2 separate regions of the Mus musculus genome follow, and region 2 is linked to region 1. Evidence: chromatin contacts called from ENCODE POLR2A ChIA-PET data. All regions are on one chromosome and are shown on one strand. Each heading gives the region's core, a stretch centred on a gene start or an enhancer-like site at or near the end of the contact. The rest is flanking DNA. Distances are from core to core; before and after follow the strand shown. Region 1 holds the start of Rnf216 (ring finger protein 216). Region 2 overlaps Rnf216 (ring finger protein 216).

Region 1 (7,611 bases), core at 2,716-5,215:
CCCCTTCTCACTCTGAGCTCCTGACCAAATGTCTAGGAGAATGAATTAAAGACCTTGAAGCCAGGTGCCCTGGATACAGCCCAGTCTCCAACGGGTACTCCTTTGCTTAACTCATTATGTCAAAATACAATCAGATAACACTGCAGCTGCCCCACCCCCAGCTTCCTGTTCAATTTGTGTTCCATCCTTTAAAAATGTTGTACAGTCTCCCTTCCGGAACACAGTTCAGATCCCGACCTGGCTGCTTCTCTGTGTGCTCAGAAAATAAAGCTTTCATTTTTAAACTTCTATATCTGAAGCGAGTTTTCTTGGCTTCCACCTAGAACCAAACAGTAAGGAGCCTGTCCTTTCCCTCTTTCTTTTTTGTTTCCCAGCCATGAGGTAAGCAGTTTGCTCTACCACCATTGTTATTTGGATCACCAATCAGAGACCAAGGATATGATTGGTCTGATCTTGGACTAAAACCTGGAAAACTGAAAGCCCGTATTAATTAACCTTTTTTCTTCACAAAATGATTCTCTCAGGTATTTTGTTACATCGACAAAAAACAAACAAACAAACAAACAAACAAAAAACTGATTAACATACCTTTTGGATGTTTGGTTTTTTTTTTGTTTTGTTTTTGTTTTTGTTTTTGTTTTTGTTTTTTCGAGACAGGGTTTCTCTGTGTAGCCCTGGCTGTCCTGGAATTCACTCTGTAGACCAGGCTGGCCTCGAACTCAGAAATCCACCTGCCTCTGCCTCCCAAGTGCTGGGATTAAAGGTGTGCGCCACCACCACCCGGCTTGTTTGTTTGTTTTGTTCCTTTTGTTTGATTGGTTGGTTGACTTTTTTTTAGACAGTCTCACTCTGTAGCCCTGGCTGGCCTAGAACTCCCAGTGCAGACCAGGCTGGCCTGTTTGTTTTTTGAGACAGGGTTTTTCTGTATAGCCCTGGATGTCCTGGAGCTCACTCTGTAGACCAGGCTGGCCTCAAACTCAGAAATCTACCTGCCTCTGCCTCCCAAATTCTGGGATTAAAGGTGTGCGCCACTACTGCCCGGCTAGGCTGGTCTTTTAATTTATGGTAATCCTCTTAGTTCTACTCCTGAACCTGGGTTCACAGGTATGTTGTTGTTTAACAGTTCCTTCCTAGATTGAAATAGTTTATCCTGCAGGAAAGCTCCCTAAACAGAAAGGTAAGCCGGGCACGGTGGCACACGCCTTTAATCCCAGCACTCAGGAGGCAGAGGCAGGCGGATTTCTGAGTTCGAGGCCAGCCTGGTCTACAAAGTGAGTTCCAGGGCTATACAGAGAGACCCTGTCTCGAAAAACCAAAAAAAAAAAAAAAAAAAAAGAAAGGTAAACAACTCAAAAGATCTTAGGATGTCCCTGAAACTTAACAGATTCACTAGGCCCCCTCCCTGCCAGAGTAAGCAATAAAAGCTGAGCGTCAGAGACCAACTGCAGAGAAGAGTCTCAGATGAGCAAAGCCTACAATAGAGACTCCTGAGACTAGACCAGTTTCCTAGAAGCAGCAGAAACCAGCCAAGCTGCCTGGAAAAGATTTAGACCAATAGAGGCACCGGGAAAGGACACTCTCCAACCTGGTGAGCTACCTGTAGGCTGTGCTCCAGGTTCCCAGCTTGGTGAGCCGTTGACCATGCTGGGGTGGGCTTTGGTGATGCAGCTGTCTTTGAGGCATTTTTGTTCTTGTAAGTGACCCCTCACCCACATCCCTGCAGGTAACCTCAGTAAAACTCACTGGTTCACCAAGTTGGACTTTGGTGGTACCTAAACTTCTGTCTGTTGTACGGTCCTTATCTGGGGGAAGCAAGGTGTTGTGTCTTTCCAGGAAAAGTTTTGTCACATAATATATGTGCCACCACACTTGGTTTACTCACCCTTGTTTTACTGTGTTTTCCCAGAATCTCTCTCCCAGTAATGGTGATATATACCTACAACCTAGAAATCCCAGCACTTGGGAGAAAGTTGGAGGCCAGCCTGAGCTACATAGTTAGACGCTGTCAGAACAATAGCAATAAAAAGCTCACAACTGAATCCTAGAAGCATGACCATAGTCTCTGTCACCCTCCTCCTCATACCACTGTTGGCAAGCCTTCTCTTCTGGCATGGTCTGACTATGTGCTCTAAAAGTTCATGTCTTGAAACCTACTCCTCAGTCATTTCTGCATGTTTACTGGTATTTGAAATGGCGCTTCTGGGGTCCATTTTGAGATCATGATGGTGGGGCTCTCACGATGGCATTAGTGGCTTTATAAGCAGGAAGAGACACCCAAGCTGGCACACATACTTTCTTAGATAATGCAATGCCTTCTGTTATTTTATAATTAGGAAGGAGTTTCTCTCCTGATCCGTACTACATGAGAGCCTTTGGTCTTCCCAGCAAGATCACAAGTTCAAGGACAGGCTAAACTATGTAGTGAGTTCAAGGCCAGTCTAAATAACCTAGTGAGATCTTGTCTCAAATTTTAAATAAAAATAAGAAGAGGGCTGGAAATGTAATTCAGTGATTGACAGCTTCTCTAGCATCTATGAGGCCCTGGGTTCAATCTCAGAAACACACACACATACAACATATACACATACACACAAGTGTACACACACAAGCAAAGACACACAGAGCACACACACAAGCATATACACACACACATACACACAAGCACACATAACATACACAAGCACGTCATACACTCATTTGTATACAACATACACACACATAAGCACAGACACACAGAGCACACACATAACATATACACATACACACAAGCACACACACAGAGCACAAACACACCATATACACACATACACACACAAGCATATCTACACACGCACATCCACACAAGCACACATAACATACATAAGCACAGACACACAGAGCACACATACACACATGAGCACAGATACACATATATACAAGCACACATAATATACACACACACAAGCACACCACACACTCATATTCATATATATATATATATATATATATATATATATATATATATATATATATAACATAAACACAAGCACAGGCACACATTACATATACACACCATATACACATACGCATATAAGCACACATACACACACTCATACACACAAGCATACACAACATATACACACACACACAAGCACACACACTTATACATACACAACCTATAGAAGCCCAGACAGAGCACACAGATACATCATACACATACATATACACACATACAACCACACACACAACTTGAGGTTTTTTTATTTATTTAAAAAAAAATTTTTTTTGAGACAGGATTTCTCTGTGTAGCCCTGGCTATACTGAACTCACTCTGTAGATCAGGCTGGCCTCGAACTCAGGGCTTCCTCTGCCTCCCAAGTGCTGGGATCAAAGGTGTGGACCATCACTGCCTGGCTGAAAAAAATTCAATTTCTATTTTTTATTTTGATTTTATGCATATGCATGTTTTGCCTGCATGTATATCGGTGTACAACTTGCATGCTTGGTGCCCACAGAGGCTGGAAGAGATCGTCAGGGATCTTCTAGAACTGAAATTACAGACCACTGTGAGCTGCAATGAGGGTTCCATGAATCAAATTTGGGTCGGTGCTCTTGAGCGCTGGCCAGCACTCCAACCTTGATTGAACAGAGCTGGAACTTTTACTCTTCACCAAATACCTTGGGAGGAGAGTTGGGTCATTTTACCTTTCTCACCTGGTACAGAGCATCACCTCAAGAGGGGATAGATACGTGATTAATCGGTTGATTTCATAGCTAAATCGGGGCGGCTACAGTGACCCTGTGGTTCAGCTGTTCTTTTGTCTTCCCACAGCAAGGAGGAGTCAAGGTTCTGCAGTCGTGGAGCCTGGATGGAGGCCGGCTAGGCACCCATCTCTATGGTCTCGCTCTCCAGGTCCCTCCTCCCCGACTGTCCGCGTCCCTCTATGGTTCTTCCTGTTATTAGTCGGGAGGGGGCGCTGCGCGCAGGCGCGAGGTGGACGCGGTGGCGAGGCCGGAAGGAACGCAGTAGCGGCCTCGGTGGCGGCGGCGGCGGTCGCAGCGGCGGCGGTCGCAGCGGGGGAGCTTTTCCAGCGGCTGCTTCTTCAGGTGAACTTGAGACTGAACTCCCGGGCGTCGAGCCGCGCTCGCGGAGCTGGGCTGGCTGTGTTGGGGCGAGTCCGTGATGGGCGCTCGCGCGCGCGGTCTCCCGGGGCTGCGGGTCGAGCGAGGAGAGTGGCCTCCCGCCGGGGCGCCACCGGGGTGGGGGCGGGGCCCGAGGGGGACGCGCTCGCGAGCCCCGGGGGCCCGGGGACCCGCGCGGGGGGTGACGGGAGGGGAGCGACGCCGACGACCGCTGGCCTGCCGGCTCCCCTCCCGTCACTTGAGGAAGTTTCTCGGGCCGGCCTGCTGCGCGGGGGGCGCCGAGCTGCTGAGAGACGGTTCTCTGGCGGCTCGCTCTGGTGGCCGCGCTCCCCACCGCGGCCTGGAGAAGCGGAAGAGGCGACCGACTGGCGACTTCGAACTCCAGCCCGGGCCAGTTTGGGGCCCCTTGGAGTCCAAGTTGACGCCTGTCATCCCAGTCTGAGCTCCCGAGTGAAGGGGACTTGAAACTCCTGCAGTCGGGAGTCCCGGTGCGTGGTAGCGGAGAGCGCTCCCGTGCGCGTGGCACCCTGGGGTGAGCGGCAAGACCCACGCTCGAGGGGACGAGGCGGCCCCTCGTGGGGCTCCTCGGTGATCCCGAACTCCTTGCATCTCCAAAGGGTGCAATGACTTGGTATCCTCTTCTCCATTGTGCTAAGTGTCTTGGACGCCATCTCCGCTGGGGTTTGTCTTGGATTCGTTTCTTTTCTTTTCTTCATTTTTTTTTTTTTTTTAATTTTTCTGCATAGCCGAGGCTAGCCTGAAACCTGAAAAGTAGAGGCTGGGCCCAAGGGACTCAGGAATTTGCATGCCTCTGCCCTGGTGTAGGCCACCCCACCACATCTTGCCATTATGTTGTTATTGTTATTGTTATTGTTATTGTTATTGTTATTGTTGAGTCTAACTGTAGCCCTTGCGGGCATGTAGCTCAGAGGTCTGCTTGCCTCTGCTTCCTGATTAAAGGCATGTGTCATTTTTCTCCTACTCAACAGCCGCTCTACCTTTGAGCTCCACTCTCAACTCCTTGCTGGATTTTTTTGTTGTTGTTGTTTTGTTTTTTGTTTTTCGCGACAGGGTTTTTCTGTGCAGTTCTGCCTGTCCTGAAACTCACTTTGTAGACCTCAGAACTCAGAAATCCGCCTGCCTCTGCCTCCCAAGTGCTGGGATTAAAGGCATGCGCCGCCGCCGCCGCCGCCACCACCACCACCGCCCAGCTTCCTTGCTGGATTTTTGTTTGTTTGGTTTGGTTTGGGTGAGACTAATGGATTTATTGTGTTTTCCTTCAGAGCAAGGGTGAAAGAGTATGTATAGGAGCCTGTGTGCATCAGGGTCAAGTTTTCATCCCCACCATGAACGGTGACCTTATGAAAGCTCCGTCTGCTTGTTATTTTAACATGTAGAGAAGGGGCTTGTCACTGCCCTTGCTTGGAGGGAAGGACAGTATTTTTATGACCTTAGCTTATCCTAATTAAGAAATAGCCAAGCTCTGCCTTCTGAGGGTAGAGAAGGATGGTGAGCCTGAGGAGATTGCTGAGGCTCTTGAGCCTGGCTTTTGGACACCTGTGAGCCTTTTGCATTAGCAACTTTAGACTTATCTAAAAAGGACAAGAGCAGCTAGTAAAAAGCTCTTGAGGAGGAATTTAATAAAGTGTGGCTCAGGGAGATTGAAGGTTTATGAAGTCTGCTGAGTGTTTACTAACTACAGCATGAGGTAATGTGCTCTGTGTTTACTGTGCTTGGGGCTCTACTGTATTCTAGATCCTTCCAGACAGGAATTCTCATCTTGTCATCATTTTTGTTTTTTTTTTGTTTTTGTTTTTGTTTTTGTTTTTTTGTATTTTCGAGACAGGGTTTCTCTGTGTGGCCCTGGCTGTCCTGGAACTCACTCTGTAGACCAGGCTGGCCTTGAACTTGGAAATCCGCCTGCCTTTGCTTCCCAAGCTCTGGGATTAAAGGTGTGCACCACCACTGCCGGGCTTGTAGTCACATTATCTGTACAAAACATATCTTGTCTGCCTGCCTGTCTGTTTGTTTGTTTATTTATTTGAGACAGGGTTTCTCTGTGTAACAGCCTCAGCTGTCCTGGACTCCCTTTGTAGACCAGGCTGGCTTCGAACTCACAGAGATACTCCTGCCTCTGCCTCCTGAGTAGGGGCTGTTCTTCCAGAGGACTCAGGTTCAATTCCCAGAACTCTCATGGCAGCTCACAACTGTCTAACTCCAGTTCCGGGGGATCCTATACTCTTTCACTACACAGATGCAAGCAAAACACCAATACACATGAGTAAAAATAAATCATTAAAGAAACATTTAGTATGTATATGGACACTTAAGTACACTTAATGGTCAGAGGACAACTTTTGGAAGTCAGTTTCCCTCTACCATATGGGTTCCAGACGTGCTCCTCAGGCTGTCGGTCAGGTTTGGCAGCAAGTGCCCTTAACCTATTGAGCTAATTCACCAGCCTTAGCTGTACAAAACTTGGTGCTAAGTGCTAGGTATAGCTCTTCTTAGTCCTGTCAGTAATCTAATAGCTTTTGTTGCCGGGGAGGGGGAAGAGAGGTGCTGAAAAATAACTTGATACAAAGGTTCAGAGCTGGTTCTAGAATTCAGTTACACAATTTATAAAAATTTTAAATTACATTTATTCCTTGACAATTTCATGTATGACTCTTACCCCATTAATCCCCCCCACACACACACACACATACACACTTCCCATTCCCACAGTCATGAATTTTTTTGTTTGTTTTCTTTTGTAATCACTGAGTTTAACCAGGGCCATTCTCATGAGCATGGGTGGGAGCTATCCAATGGCTAGATTTTTTTCCCCATTCATTTATTTATTTATTCCCTTTATATCCCGATCTGAGCCCTCCTCTCCTCTTAGTTCCCCCTCACATAGCCCCTTGCCTCATTCCCTTCTCCCTTTCACTCCTGAGAAGGGGGAGTTTCCTCCCAAGGAACCAGCCCACCCTGGCACCTCAAGTCATTGCAGGACTACACACATCCTCTGTCACTGAGGCCAGACAAGACAGCCCAGTTAGGGGAGCAGTATCCACATCGAGGCCACAGAGTCAGGGTAAGCCCCCACTCCAGTTGTTGAGAGACCTCCATGAAGATCAAGCTGTGCAGCACACCTGCTACATATAGGGTGGGGTTAGGTCCAGCCCTTGTCTGCTCTTTGGTTAATGGCTCAGTCTCTGGAAGTCCCCATGGATCCCGAGTTGACTATTGGTCTTCCTGTAGAGTCCCTGTCCTCTTCAGCCTCCTCAATCCTTCCTCCAACTCTCTCACAAGACTCCCTGAACTCTTATCTAATGTTTGACTGTGGACTCTGCATCTGTTTCAGTCAGCTGCTGGGTGGAGCCTCTCAGAGGACAGTTATGGCTACACAATCCTTGCCTCTAATTATCCTGCTGTACCTTTACAGTGTCTTTTAGATCAGCTTCTTGGTGCCTTGTCTCCAGACTTTGGAAGCTTTGAGTAAGG
Region 2 (7,611 bases), core at 3,563-6,062, 57 kb after region 1:
CGTTAGTGGCTGGGTCCATGGGATTCTTTATATTATCTACCTTTGCCTTTTCCTTACCAATCATCACTAAGTGTTGGAAGTGTAGCTTTGTGGTAGACCTAGCCATGTCTAAGGACCTGGGTTCAAGTTCTAGCACTATAAGAACTAAATAAAACAACTAAACAATTGCACATCTTCCATTTTGCTATGTCTGTGCTTTTGCCTGTTTTGCTTTGCTTTGCTAGTCTTGAGTATGTATGCATCCCTCACAGGGAATGAAACTCCCTTACTAATTGGCTTATCCTAGGGTTTAAATCTGTACTTTTCTGAGATGAGCTTGGTCACAGGAATGGCAGCAACTGTCTGTGCAAGGACAAATGGCTCATCACCCTGGAAGAGGGTTCTGTGTCAAGATTCTACATGAGAGTCTGTGTTCTTTGATTAGTACCTGAGAGGTGGAGCAGGTGGAACCTATCAGAGCAACACACATGGAATTGATGCTGGACAGCAGAGCGGCTGCTTGGAAAGACTATGCAGCAGGTGTGGCCTCCTCCTCCTCCTGCCTTCCTTATTCCTGCAGGCTCTGGTGTGACTACACTGACTATTCCATCTCCAGGGCATCTTGCATGCAGGCTACTCTACCTGAAGGCCTGAAGAGAGACCAGATAATTTTAGAGCATCCAAAATTATTTGGACTTCCAGTCCAAAGTCAATGCTTCTTAGAAAGCTGAGATTGGCATTTGCTTTTCAAAAAGAAACAGACGAAGTCTGTCAGATTAAATTCCAGTAGCCTCATGAAAGTACTTCCCCACTCCCAACCCCCAGATTTATTCCCACCAGAGGTTCATATGAAAAGCATTTTGGCTTCAAATGCTCCCTGTGCCTGAGAAGCTGATCCAGATTCTAAGCCACAGCAAGTAAAATACTAGTTTCTTTCTTTTCTTGTCTTGTCTTTCCTTTTGCCTTCCTCTCCTTTCCTGTCAAACTAAAAACACCACTGTCCTTTCAGAAACTTGACTCTTTCTCCTCACCCTATGAAAGCCTCCCCTTTACCCAGGGGCGTGTGCTCTCTTCCAGGGCAGCCTTGCTGCTTCTTACTAGACTGGCAGAGCTGTTCCCCTTTCCCTTTGCCTCTCTTCTGCACAGAGGCAATGGAACACTACAGTTACAAGAACAGTTAGGTAATTCAACAGCTGTGCTGGGAGCAGTGCTACAGGCCAGCTCATCTAGACAGCAGTGAGAGATAGTGGGACTCCCAAGAAGAAAAGATCACTAGGGTTTGTCACACTGAGAAAAACACTAAGTGTGAGCTATGTCTTAGCCTGACTATGCTGCAGTAAGATATAATGGGTGGAGACAGAATGTTACTGTGGGGCCAGAGGATTATGTGAGCTGAGCTGTTTTCAGGGTCAGCCAATAGACAAGTATGACCACAGTGGAAGGAACTACAATTAGGCAGAAAAACAGACTCCAGATCATGGACTGTGACAGTGTGAAGTCAGTTCTATAGATGCCAGGAAACTATAACAGGTTTCATAGTGGGTTCATGGTGCTTTAGAGGGAACCTTTAATTCTGAGAGGAAGTAGCAGATAGAGATCTTCCTGAAGCCTTGTCAGAGCCTGAGGACACATAGTCTTTTAGTCCTAGATAAATCTTCTTAGCCTTTGTTAACAAGCCTGTTAACAAAGCTCTGAGTATTTGCATGGGTATTTCCCAGTTCCCAGAAGTGAGATGGGAGTGGCTAAAGAGGCACCAGTCTTTTGGATTTTGTAAACTGGAGGTGCCAAGGAGAGTGGCTTGGGGCCACACAGGCCACTCCAGGTCCATCTGGGATACAGACTCTACATTGGTGCCCAGGAATATCATTCCTCCTCCTTGTGGTTGTCTCTGAAGCAGATTTCTGGGCAGTTGGTGTGTCCCTACAGTTTGACAGACCAGCTTCCCTCCACCCCCCACTCCCCATCCTTGGGAACATTAAATGTAAAAGAAACTGTGCAAGCATCACAGTTGTGTGCTCCCTACCCCCCATTTTAAAGGGCTTGTTTTCCACCCGAAAGCATGTTGTATAAGCTTAATTTCTCTCACTCAGATAAGCTTAATTTCCCTAACTCTTGATGTGCCTACAGAGAATTGCCTAATTCTTCTTTTGCAATGTGTGTCTGCAGCTGGGAAGCCTGCTTTTTTTCTTCAGGCCTCTTGACAGAAATGCAAACAGTTTGCCTTGTGTTGCAAACTACTGCTTTATCAGCAGAAGGGCCTGGGACCTTACTGTGCTTTCATGGGGTGGACTTTTATCTGCAGTGGGCGGCTGCTTTCTTGGCCTTCTGTCATGTGAGATTACCTCCCTGCCAGACCCCAGTCTCAATAGCTTGTGCTCAAGGTACATGGATCCAGTGATTGGAACTGAGTCCTCTGGGCATCTCTGCTCAGAACTTTCACATAATGCAAGACTTTTCCATACCTTATTTTATGAAAAGAATGTTTCTACAAAATCAAGGCTCACTCCTCCTAAGTGGCATGTCCATTCACAGGCAAAGTAAAGGAGGGTGCCTCCAGCAGTTGGCCAGGCCTGTTTTCTCTTAGCAGATGCCTGGTATGTACCATCTAGCCTGAAGGAAGAACACTATTCTATGGCTGCCAAAACCACAACAAATGACAGCTCTCCTTCTGTCATCTCTGGGCCCCAATGCTGGGCCAGTAATTCATTTTTCTACCATAAAAGGGCAATGAGATTTTTCTGTAGTAACCCTGCCTGCTGCACCATGAGGAGAAAGCAGAGACAGACAAGGAGTGCTACTGTGGTCAGTCCTGGTCTTGCTTAGTTCAGACGCCAGCATGACAGTAGAGGCAGGAGGAGGACTCATCTGCTTATTCTCTGCCTGCAATAAGACTTGAACTCTGCCCAGCTGTGTATTGTTGACATTTGGTTCTCATGGCTTGTAATTGTAGATACCCAGTTTTTAAAAGAGACCTGGGAGATCCTATATGCCAGATACCCTCAGTGCTCTTAGCCAGTATAAATGAAGGACTTAATTGGTGGGTTTCTGTTCATCACTTCAAGTCTTTGGAAAGTGTAAAATCTGTGTAAAGTGTTATCCATTAAAACCCTAGGATCTTGTCAGTGATAATAAATAGTTGTTAGAATCAATATACAAGTAGTTCTAAAAAGTAAATGCTCATGCCAGATTTGGTATGGCACTTCTGCAGTCTTAGCACTTTAGGTCAAGGCAAAGACTATCAAGGAGTTTTAGGAACCTTGGCTACATGAAGCCCTGGCTCAAAAAGAAAAGAAAAATCAAAAGAGAATGCAAGCACTTAGCTTTTTTGATACTATTATAATACTTTGAATGGGGATGGAAAGTTGGCTTAGTGCAACTTAGAGCACATGGTGCTCTTGCAGAGAACCTAAGTTCCGTTCCCAACACCCAAGTCAGGCAGCTCACAAACATCTCCAGCTGTAGCTCCAGAGGAATCCAGTACCTTTAATAGAGTACTTTTGAAATAGTTGTTGTGAAGTTTCTGCTCTATGCTCCCCAGCCAGAAGACTTAAGGTAAGCTAAGAAAGTGTCAAAAAGGGCTGGTGAGATGCCTCAGCAGGTAAGAGCACCCGATTGCTCTTCCGAAGGTCCGGAGTTCAAATCCCAGCAACCACATGGTGGCTCACAACCATCTGTAACGAGATCTGACTCCCCTTTCTGGAGTGTCTAAAGACAGCTACAGTGTACTTACATATAGTAAATAATAAATAAATCTTTAAAAAAAATGTAGCTTTCATAAGACTGTGTTAAAAAAAAAAAAAGGCTGCCTCAGCCAGCACAGGGGTTTCTTATAAAGAACTGCAGTTGGCTTTGTCTTTTAAATCTCCATTCTGACTGGTTTCATAGCGGAAGCTGGAACTGAGTAGAACACATTCTTAAGTGAATAAAGGTCAGCCAAGAATCTTGCTGATCCAGAAATTTGGGAGGAAAGCAAGGCTCTCCAAAGTTGCACGTTATTACCCAAATAGTTCTGGCTGGGTCTGTATTCAACTGGCTCCCATTCAGAAATGAATCACAAGTCATTCCTGAACGAGAGAGTCATTGAAGAGGCAAGCTTTGTGGAGTAAAGTATCACATACCTAGACCCTGTTCTCAAAGCAGTAAGACTACCTTGAAGCTCACGATGTTCTGGCAAGTGGAGCAGATGGATGGGTACCTGAAAATGGAAGGTTCACAGAGCTTGGTCATTTGTTTTCTCTTTAAGACTTTTCTCAATTCCTTTTTCTCACTAGCCCAAACCTGAGGCTTTGCATAAGCCAGCTCTTGACACTTTTGAGCTGTTAAATTGCTGATTAATTTGATAGATAACTTCTGGCTTATGCCAAGACCTGTGCTGCCCTGGGGATGCACAAGAGGATGGGTGGCACATTTCATTGGTCCCATGTGGTTTGCTTCTAGAAACTTTTGGAAGCATTGTTTGCTCCCTGTCTTGTCTCCACTCCCTCCCCATCTCGCTATATACCCCAGGCTGGCCTCAAGCTTGTGTGCTCTGTGCTGCTCCTCCACTTGAGTAATGAGATTGTAAGTCTCTGCTACCACACCTAGCCTTTTGGGACACCCCCACCTTTTTTTTTTTTTTTTTCACCCACAGCAAGAAAAAGTATTAATTCTGATTAAGTCTAATTTTAAAGCTTGATTTCTCAAGCAAATACTATTTCCTTCTGGTACTGATACTCCCTCCCCATCCATCACTGCCTGCATGCCTGCACATCCTGACCATGTGTTGACCACTTAAGAGATATCAGCCAGCTTGTTTCCTAATTTGGTTACGGTACGCTCCGAGCAGTCTTGCCTAACCTTAGAAAAACACAAACACAAGGAATAGCTCCCACAGAGCAGAGGGGAATTTCCTCTTATCAAAACCCACAGTTCCCTTCTTACTTCCTCTACAAAGAAGAAGTAACATTCTGAAGAGGTGGTTGCTCTCTCTAAAGTTCCCTCTTGAAGCTTGGCTTCTTCATCCTTAATTCTTTCCAAGTTTAATTTTATTCTTAAGGCCCTCCATTTTCTCTTTTGTTTTTTGGGGTTTTTTTTTTGTTGTTGTTGTTTTTGTTTTTTGGTTTTGGTTTTGGTTTTGGGTTTTTTTTTTTTGTTTTGGTTTTGGTTTTGGGTTTTTTTTTTGTTTTGTTTTGTTTTTTTTTTTTTTTTGGTTTTTCGAGACAGGATTTCTCTGTATAGCCCTGGCTGTCCTGGAACTCACTTTGTAGACCAGGTTGGCCTCGAACTTAGAAATCCGCCTGCCTCTGCCTCCCGAGTGCTGGGATTAAAGGCGTGAGCCACCATGCCCGGCTTGAGGCCCTCCATTTTCAAGAGTTAGTGATACACACCTGAAATCCCAGCACTGAGGAGTTAGAGGCAGGGAGAGTTTGAGCCCAACCTGGCTGCATAATGACCTTGTCAAGAAAAAGTGGGTGAAGGGAGGAGGGAACTGTGCATTTTCTCCTGGGATAGTTATGAACAGAGAACAGCTAGGTATATTAATTCTATGGCATATGGTAGGTAGGAGGCAGCCAACTTCCTACAAGAAGCAAGAGAGTAAATATTTTAGGTTTTACAGACCATACAGTGTGTCAGGCTGTTCACTTCTGTGTTTATCATAAAAGTAACTGGATCGCAAGTAAACAAGTAAATAGGTTGTAAGTATTAGAGGTGTGATTACTAAGTGGTTGGAAGGTCAGGTGTGGCCACCGTGTGGCTGCCTTGAGTACACTCTAAGGGAGAGAACAAGGAGTAGGGTGGTGAGCACAGCATACTAGTATCTATCAGGTCATTTTGGTTTGCTATGATAGGAAGACCTCCTAAGTGCTGAGGTCACAAGCAGGCACCACCATAGGTGAGTTCTCTGCATAGGGATCTCAAATGGGATGAGAGGGATGTTTGCTGGCATGCATAAAGCTGGTTTGGAGGGCTAGACAGACATCGGTTGTGTGCATCCCTCCATAAGAGGGAGTCCTGAGGGTCAAGAGAAAAAGTATATACACAGCCTTTGTTTTTAACAAAAAGATTACATTTGTCACCAGATCATTCTGATCTTTTTAATTTTTTTTAAGAATTGATTTTTATGTATGTGGATATTTTGCCTGTATGAATGTCTGTGCACTGTGTATGTGCGGCGACCATGGAAGCTAGAAGAGGGCATGGCATTACCAGTGGTTATAAGCTGCTGTGTCTATACTGGAAATCCAACCTGGGTCTTCAGCAAGAACAGCTAGTGCTCTTTACTGCTGACTTTCCAGCCTTCATTCAGTCTTAGAGCTAAAGGACTTTCCTGTTTTAAGAAAACTCAAAAGACAGAAAATGCAGTTGTCAAAAATGTTTGTATACTTCTAGTTTTATTCTGTGTGTTTCTGGTCCCCATGGTTCCCCACAAGGTACCTGGAGAGGACGGCTATGCCTCAGGGCTTCCGTCATGGGTGAAGTGCTAGGCTTGTGTGAATGTAGACTGCACCACCTTTCTTGAGGCTTTTCTGCCCCATTCACAGCAGCTGCTTTGGAGCTGCTACTGCCACACTAGGTGCAGAATATAATTCAGCCTTTATAATTGGGATTCAAGACTGCTTCCAGTGGCTTCTCTTTCCCACAGATACTGCTCCTGACAAGCAGGTCAGGATGACTTCTGATTCAAGAAGCGTTGCTGTGACAGGCTTTGGAAATCCTGGTTTGGGCTGTGAGAGCAGCTGATAGGAGTCACTGCTCTCCCGGGTATGTGGCACAGCTTGCTTTCTGGTATGTGCTGAAGGCTGAGTAGCAAATCCCTCTGCTGAGGGGGCAGTGTGGGGTATAAACAGCTAAAGAATTCGCATATGGCTGTGGCCTCCTCCCAAGCAGATGCTCTTCAAATAGCCAAACTAAGCCTTTCCCAGGCATCATTTACAGGCTGCTTTGCCATCATTCAGTTTGTCTACAAAGCTCTGTAGGAATGTCAGAAGTGGGAGCTTTTGAAATCCCTTCTTGAAGAGATTTGCGGAGCCAGTAGCAACAATGTGTACACACGCACACACACACACACACACACACACACCAGAGAGGCAGTAGCAACAGCATGAACACTGAGCAGAGGAGGGAGCTGCAAGCTGCTGTGTGCTGCTGTTCTTAGCTGTGGCTAAAAAAGTGGTCAGCAGGCAAGTTCTGCTGAACAAGCAGGCCTCACCCTTTATGAAATAAGTTGTTTCAAACATTGGAAATAGGTTTGAAAGATGCCAACATAGTTTCCTCTGACCTCAGTTTTACCCAGTGGTAGCTCTGCAATGTCAATGAACCCTCTGACAGGTGGCCAGGGATGTGGGCCTAACCCAGAGAGAAAAAAAGGCATGCCTTTGGTAGCTGTGCCACATGGTGCTCAGTACTCTTAAGGGAGCTGGGCATTTCAAGGAATCCCTTTGAAACTGGCATTCATTCTCTTTCCCCACATACATGGGCACCTTTCCTGCCCCTGCCCTCGGCTCATTTTGCTGCTTTTATTTAACCTGAAATGTTTCGTGCTTCTGCGTTCATGGCACTCTAGCTTGTCCATTATTAATGGGCTTTGAGCAATTCAGCCAAAACCCTGACACTACTCTTCACTTCTTAGAACCTAAAAGTGAGTAGAGAGTC

The links. ChIA-PET counts read pairs that join two places held with the same protein, here RNA polymerase II (POLR2A).
Region 2: POLR2A ChIA-PET joins it to region 1 with 22 read pairs in Patski. The contact joins the enhancer-like site here to the promoter of Rnf216 in region 1. POLR2A ChIA-PET finds 5 or more read pairs at or near these places in 2 of 5 experiments (Patski and embryonic stem cell).

Annotation. Positions count from the first base shown.
Region 1 is chr5:143,109,374-143,116,984 of GRCm38, reverse strand. It overlaps Rnf216 (ring finger protein 216), which reads left to right and starts at 3,965. Exons shown (of 17, transcript NM_080561.4): 1 at 3,965-4,086.
Region 2 is chr5:143,053,017-143,060,627 of GRCm38, reverse strand. All of the region lies in intron 13 of Rnf216 (ring finger protein 216), which reads left to right. Gm43380 (a long non-coding RNA gene) reads right to left here. Exons shown (of 3, transcript XR_003955828.1): 2 at 4,098-7,611. Among named protein-coding and RNA genes, the nearest start is that of Gm43380, 18 kb to the right of the region's middle. Within about 2 kb of position 4,812, at least 1 of the 3 ENCODE cell types and tissues checked has a DNase peak (open chromatin) inside an H3K27ac peak, as active enhancers do.